2 separate regions of the Homo sapiens genome follow, and region 1 is linked to region 2. Evidence: chromatin loops called from intact Hi-C (ENCODE). Cell type or tissue: CD14-positive monocyte. All regions are shown on one strand. Each heading gives the region's core, and the rest is flanking DNA. Links, peaks and the distances in the headings are about the cores only.

The links. Peaks named below come from ENCODE experiments on the same cell type or tissue, not always from the same donor. Only the 100,000 strongest peaks of a DNase experiment are listed, where the experiment ranks them.
Region 1: it touches region 2 in a loop (2.6-fold over the local background); 1 of 110 quality-filtered maps calls a loop at or near these places.

The regions. Positions count from the first base shown.
Region 1 is chr4:119,002,033-119,004,953 of GRCh38, forward strand. All of the region lies in intron 1 of SYNPO2 (synaptopodin 2), which reads left to right. Among named protein-coding and RNA genes, the nearest start is that of SYNPO2-AS1, 19 kb to the left of the region's middle. In CD14-positive monocyte, for the core only: no CTCF peak of the experiment used is centred there; DNase peaks (open chromatin) are centred at 639 and 1,219; H3K27ac peaks cover 1,969 bases.
Region 2 is chr4:119,102,028-119,104,948 of GRCh38, forward strand. All of the region lies in intron 2 of LOC102723967 (a long non-coding RNA gene), which reads left to right. Among named protein-coding and RNA genes, the nearest start is that of MYOZ2, 32 kb to the right of the region's middle. RefSeq lists an enhancer at 1,307-1,601. In CD14-positive monocyte, for the core only: no CTCF peak of the experiment used is centred there; a DNase peak (open chromatin) is centred at 1,434; H3K27ac peaks cover 673 bases.

The sequences.
Region 1 (2,921 bases), core at 99-2,598, 100 kb before region 2:
TTATATTTTGATTGAATCACTATTCAGTGCTTAGATTATTAAGCTTAGCCAGGTAGTATGTTAGGAATACTTTTTCCTTTCCTGCATAAATTATTTTCTCCTGATAATTGACAACTGTCTTTCTTTTTAAGATTTTAGTTTTCTAAGTATTTGTCATTAGTTCATCCCCAAACTCACTCCATCTAACTGTCCTCCTGGTATTTTAAAATATATCAGGAGTGCTATCAATGTCATTTTTTTTCTTCTGAGATGGAGTCTTGCTCTGTCACCCAGGCTGGAGTGCAACGGCGTGATCTCAGCTCACTGCAACCTCTGCCTCCCCAGTTCAAGCAATTCTCCTGCCTCAGCCTCCCAAGTAGTTGGGACTACAGGTGCTTACCACCACGCCTGGCTAATTTTTGTATTGTTAGTAGAGATGGGGTTTCACCATGTTGGCCAGGCTGGTCTCGATCTCCTGACCTTGTGATCCACCGGCCTCGGCCTCCCAAAGTGCTGTGAGCCACTGTGCTGGGCCAATGTCATTGGTTTTGTAGCCATCTTTCCTGGAGTCTTCTACCCTCCTCTAATTTAAGTTGGTGACTCTCTGCCAGGTGCACAGCTATCTTCCTGGAGTCTCTTCTTAATCATCCTGGGGATTTCTCTTTTCTCTCTCAAGTTGGATTCCCTATTTCTTTGGTTTTTCTTCCTCTTTTTTGTGGTTCCCTTCCTCCATTTGCTTCCTAAGAACAAGTGATGAGAGCTGAATTTTTTAAGACTGGGTATATTTGATACCATCTTTATTCTACCCTCCCACCTAATTGATAATTTATCTGGGTATAGCATTCTAGGCTATTGATTTGAGTATATTTTCCTCTATTGTATAGGCCCTTTATATCCAGCAATGCTTGCCTTCAATTATAAGAAATTTTCTTGAATTATTTGATGACTTATTCGTTTTGTTTTCTGTTTTCTCATTCTGGAATTTCTGTTATTTAGCTGTTGAACCATTTGTATGCATCCTCTCTAATTTTCTTAGCTTTTTCCTTTTATTTTTATCTTTTTGTCTTGCTGTATTAGTCCACTGCTGTATTAGTCACACTGCTATAAAGAAATACCCAAGACTGGGTAATTTATGAAGGAAAGAGATTTAAAGGACTCACAGTTCCTTATGGCTGGGGAGGCCTCAGGAAACTTACAATCATGATGGAAGGCAAAGGGGAAGCAAGCACTTACTTCACAGGGTGGCAGGAGAGAGAAGTGCTGTGAAGGAGGAACTGCCAAACACATAAAACCATCAGATCTCATGAGAACTCACTATCATGAGAACAGCATGGGGGAAACCACCCCCATGATCCAATCACCTCCCTCCCTTGACACGTGGGGATTACAATTTGAGATGAGATTTGGGTGGGAACACAGAGCCAAACCATATCACTGCTATTCAAACTTGTTAGGTTTCAGGAGACTCTAGAAAATTTTCTCAACATTGTCTTCCAAATTCTCTACTCAGCTATTCATTTCTGCTAAGAGAGTTTTAATTGCCAAAAGTCCTTCTCATTCTCTTTTGTATCATCCTGTTTCTGTTTCATGGTTTGATATCATTCTGGAGACATTAGTAATAACATTTTTTGACATTTTCCCCTCCCAGTATAGTCTCTATGTTTGCATTCTGCCTTTTTAGTATCTTTTATAGTAGAGGCTTTCCTTTAGATTAGAACTGATGTCCTTGGCTCTCTGCTTACTCTAGGGGAGTCAGGCTGGGCTGTTTCTTGGCAAAGTCCTAATATCACTATTTTAATTGACTGGCTAATCAGAATCTTCCATTCTCCTCCTAGAAAGGTATAAATTCCAGCTGCCAGAGTTCCGGGAGCCCAGATACGACATGGCTTTAAGTGGGAATTTCAGGATCCGGTAGTTAATCGTTCATTTCACCCCTTATTTTCCACCCTCAGCTGTGCCTGGTGTCCTGTAGGGTAAATAAACGATATTTACATGGCTGTGGGAAACAGGAAATGGCATTGAGAGGGTCTACTGTGTTTTTAGACTTTCAACAACATTCCTGTTTTCGGCCCTACATTCACCTTTACTGTTCCACAAATTCCTAACTCTTCAAGGAATTCTGCAGAGCAAATTGTATTGTTTGTTTGGCTTTCTCTAACTTAGGGTTCACTATTCCCAAGTCTGTCCATTTGTGGAAATTGTTCAAAATTACCTTTTTTTAAAAAAAAGTATACTTTAAGTTTTAGGGTACATGTGCACAATGTGCAGGTTTGTTACATATGTATACATGTGCCATGTTGGTGTGCTGCACCCATTAACTCGTCATTTAGCATTAGGTATATCTCCTAATGCTATCCCTACCCCCTACCCCCACCCCACAACAGTCCCCGGTGTGTGATGTTCCCCTTCCTGTGTCCATGTGTTCTCATTGTTCAATTCCCACCTATGAGTGAGAACATGCGGTGTTTGGTTTTTTGTCCTTGTGATATTTTGCTGAGAATGGTGGTTTCCAGCTTCATCCATGTCCCTACAAACGACATAAACTCATCATTTTTTATGGCTGCATAGTATTCCATGGGGTATATGTGCCACATTTTCTTAATCCAGTCTATCATTGTTGGACATTTGGGTTGGTTCCAAGTCTTTGCTATTGTGAATAGTGCCGCAATAAACATACATGTGCATGTGTCTTTATAGCAGCATGATTTATAATCCTTTGGGTATATACCCAGTAATGGGATGGCTGGGTCAGATGGTATTTCTAGTTCTAGATCCCTGAGGAATCGCCACACTGACTTCCACAATGATTGAACTAGTTTACAGTCCCACCAACAGTGTAAAAGTGTTCCTATTTCTCCACATCCTCTCCAGCACCTGTTGTTTCCTGACTTTTTAATGATCACCATTCTAACTGGTGTGAGATGGTATCTCATTGTGGTTTT
Region 2 (2,921 bases), core at 310-2,809:
TCTTTTTCTGTTTTCTACTCTCTGAAGACAATAAATATAATAACTATCATGGGCAGATAAGAACACCACAGCAGAAAATGATTTTTAGAGGAGGTGAGAGATGTCATTGGAGTGGGGGTGGGAGTACATTCCAAGAGTGACTAGTAGAGGGAGCAACCACTTTGACGAATATCATATGACCTGAGCATAAGAACGAAAATCACATTGCTGGACTGAGGGCCTGTATTCTGATGTGCAATGACTGTCATTATGTAAGGAAAGTAGGAAGTGATCAGAAGAATTTAGAAAATCTTATTAAAAGTTGAAATTATATTTAATAAGCAATATTGCTGATCCATGGGGCCCCTGTAAGGTTCTGTGAAGGGGAAGCGAAAGAAGATACTTAAGAAAGATAAAGCTTCCTATTAGTATTGGCTGTATTAAAAGACACCAACAAAGTGGTCTGTTGTTCCAGTCCAACTGGGGTCATCGCTGGCTTGTCTCAAGAAAGATATCAAAGTATAAGTCAACAAGGCTAATTTTATGTAATCACAGCTCACAGAAAAAAATTGTGATGGAAACAACTACTATACAGAAATTATATGGTAGATAGAATTAGGAATAGACAGAGAAAAACAAAGTTGACAAAAGAATCATCAATGTATAATGTAGAATTAATTTCAAAGCTCTAAAGCCCTGCAAATAAAAACATGTTTCATGAGAAATGAACTCTAGAAATCATTCATGTCCAGACAACAGTGATACCTGTGTGAGTCAGAACTAACCGTGCCTATCCTGAAATACTACATTATACCAAGTGAATGGGTAATGGTTGTAAGCTATGTTTCAAAACAAGAGGGCAGTGGGGCACATTGTCCCCATTCCTTATACCCACACCTCAACTCATGACTACCTGAAGTTCAAAGACTTCGTCCTTCAGGAACAATAAACTTTGTTTGTTTTTTGAGATGGAGTCTGGCTCTGCCACCCAGGCTGGAGTGCAGTGGCGCAATCTCGGCTCACTGCAACCTCCGCCTCCCAGGTTCAAGCGATTCTCCTGCCTCAGCCTCCTGAGTAGCTGGGATTACAGGCGCCCACCACCATGCCCAGTTAATTTTTACAATAAACTCTTAGGGCAAAATTTGTTCAAAGAAATTAGCAATCAACATGTAATCTTCGCTTTTAGATTTAACATCTCAAAATAAAACTCTGAGGCTTATATGCCAACCATCAAAACAAATCCTCATTCAAGTTGATGTATCTCGGAGCAGAGTGGTGGTCACACTCAAGGGCAAACCCATCTGGCCTTCACAAAAAGCCCATAGTTTTGAAAAGGCATCAATAAAGAAGGGGCAGATGGAGCTGCCAGCGCACACCACACTTGTATCCAGGAAGTTCCTTGCTCTCTTTTTGGCTGAGTAAATGACTCACTGTTGTAATCTTGAGTAAGTCACTTAAATTCCAAGCATTCAACTTCCTTCCATCCACTAACAATGACCTAATACTAAACATGCTTGAAAAATGATGTAAGACCATTTCCTCTCCATTACCAGCAGCTAAGAGTAACAGATGACTAAGGAAAAAAAAAAAAAGGAATGATCCATAAAGCAAAAGTAATTCACCCTTTATTATAAAACCACTCCCACTAAGTTAGGAGTATTTTTCCTAGGAATGTTTTTGAGCTATTTCAACATGGGTACTGGGATAGCTAATTCAAGAGCTAGGGTTCAGCTTTTTTCACAAAAACAGATTTTCAAACTATGATCTGTTGTCTAGGTGAGAACGAGTGTGCCAGTGTCTTTTAAAAAGTGTTTTATACTGTGTGTCCATGAACTTGTATCCTAATCTTCTAGTTTAATTCAAAAATGCTCACCAAATATAATAAAAGTTTATAGCTTTAGTTCAGAAGCAAATAGTAATTAGAAAGAATGAAGGCTTTAGCCAGTTCACTTTTGTACAATATAAAATGCAGATTAAATTTTTTTTTTTCAAAAAAACCCACAAAGGAAAAACTATAATATGGGGGTTAGGTATGTAGATTTAGCCAACACACCTAGCTTCAAATCTTGGGTCTGTTTACTAGCTCTAGGTTGAGGGAAAGCTTCTTAATTGCTCTAAGTTTTAGACTTTTCATTTGCAAAATGTGGATAGTAATGCCTGATCCATGCATATTGCTGTGAACATTAAGCAAGAAAAAATATACATATAAAAGTTATGCATAAGGTATATATGTAGCAATTAATGCAGTCTGATGCATAATTAATAATTGGGTTTTATAAGTGAGGAAAAAGTTGACCTGTGTAATACAGTAGTTTAATTTTATTCATTTAGTTTTCAGCTATTCAGAGCCTTTATTAAGTTCTTCTTTAGAAAGAAGTAATTTCTCAAATTCTTCAAAATCATCCACCAGGTTTAGAGCAGACATTACACACAATGTTTTGCTTCTCTTTGGTGACCAATGTGACTTCTACAACAAATTCTATTTCTTATCTCTGTGTTATTTCAGATATTTAAGTAATTTAATATTTCAAATATTACTTAAAACTTCCAGTTATTCTTGGGGATTATTTGCATGTCAGACATCAACATGTAGATCATTGCTTTGTTAAGTAGTATCTTGAAATCTAACTGTTTAGCAAAGTAGAAAGACCATAGGAAAAATAGTAATAAAAAAACAGAGGGAATAATCCTTCCCTTCCTCAGCCCTAGAGTATAAATGATTAAGCATCATAATTGCAGGGTTCTTTATGCTTTATACAGTAAAAATAACAGAGAACAAGGGTAACAAACACAGTTCCCTGTGAGCCAGTGGCATGCTTCCCTGCCTACCACATGTCCTAAGCCAAGACTTGAGAAACAGGTGACTTGGCAAAGAAAAAGAAATAGCATATACTCATAGAAAGCCCATAAACCAGAGCAGATATGTAACTTGAAAACCCAAC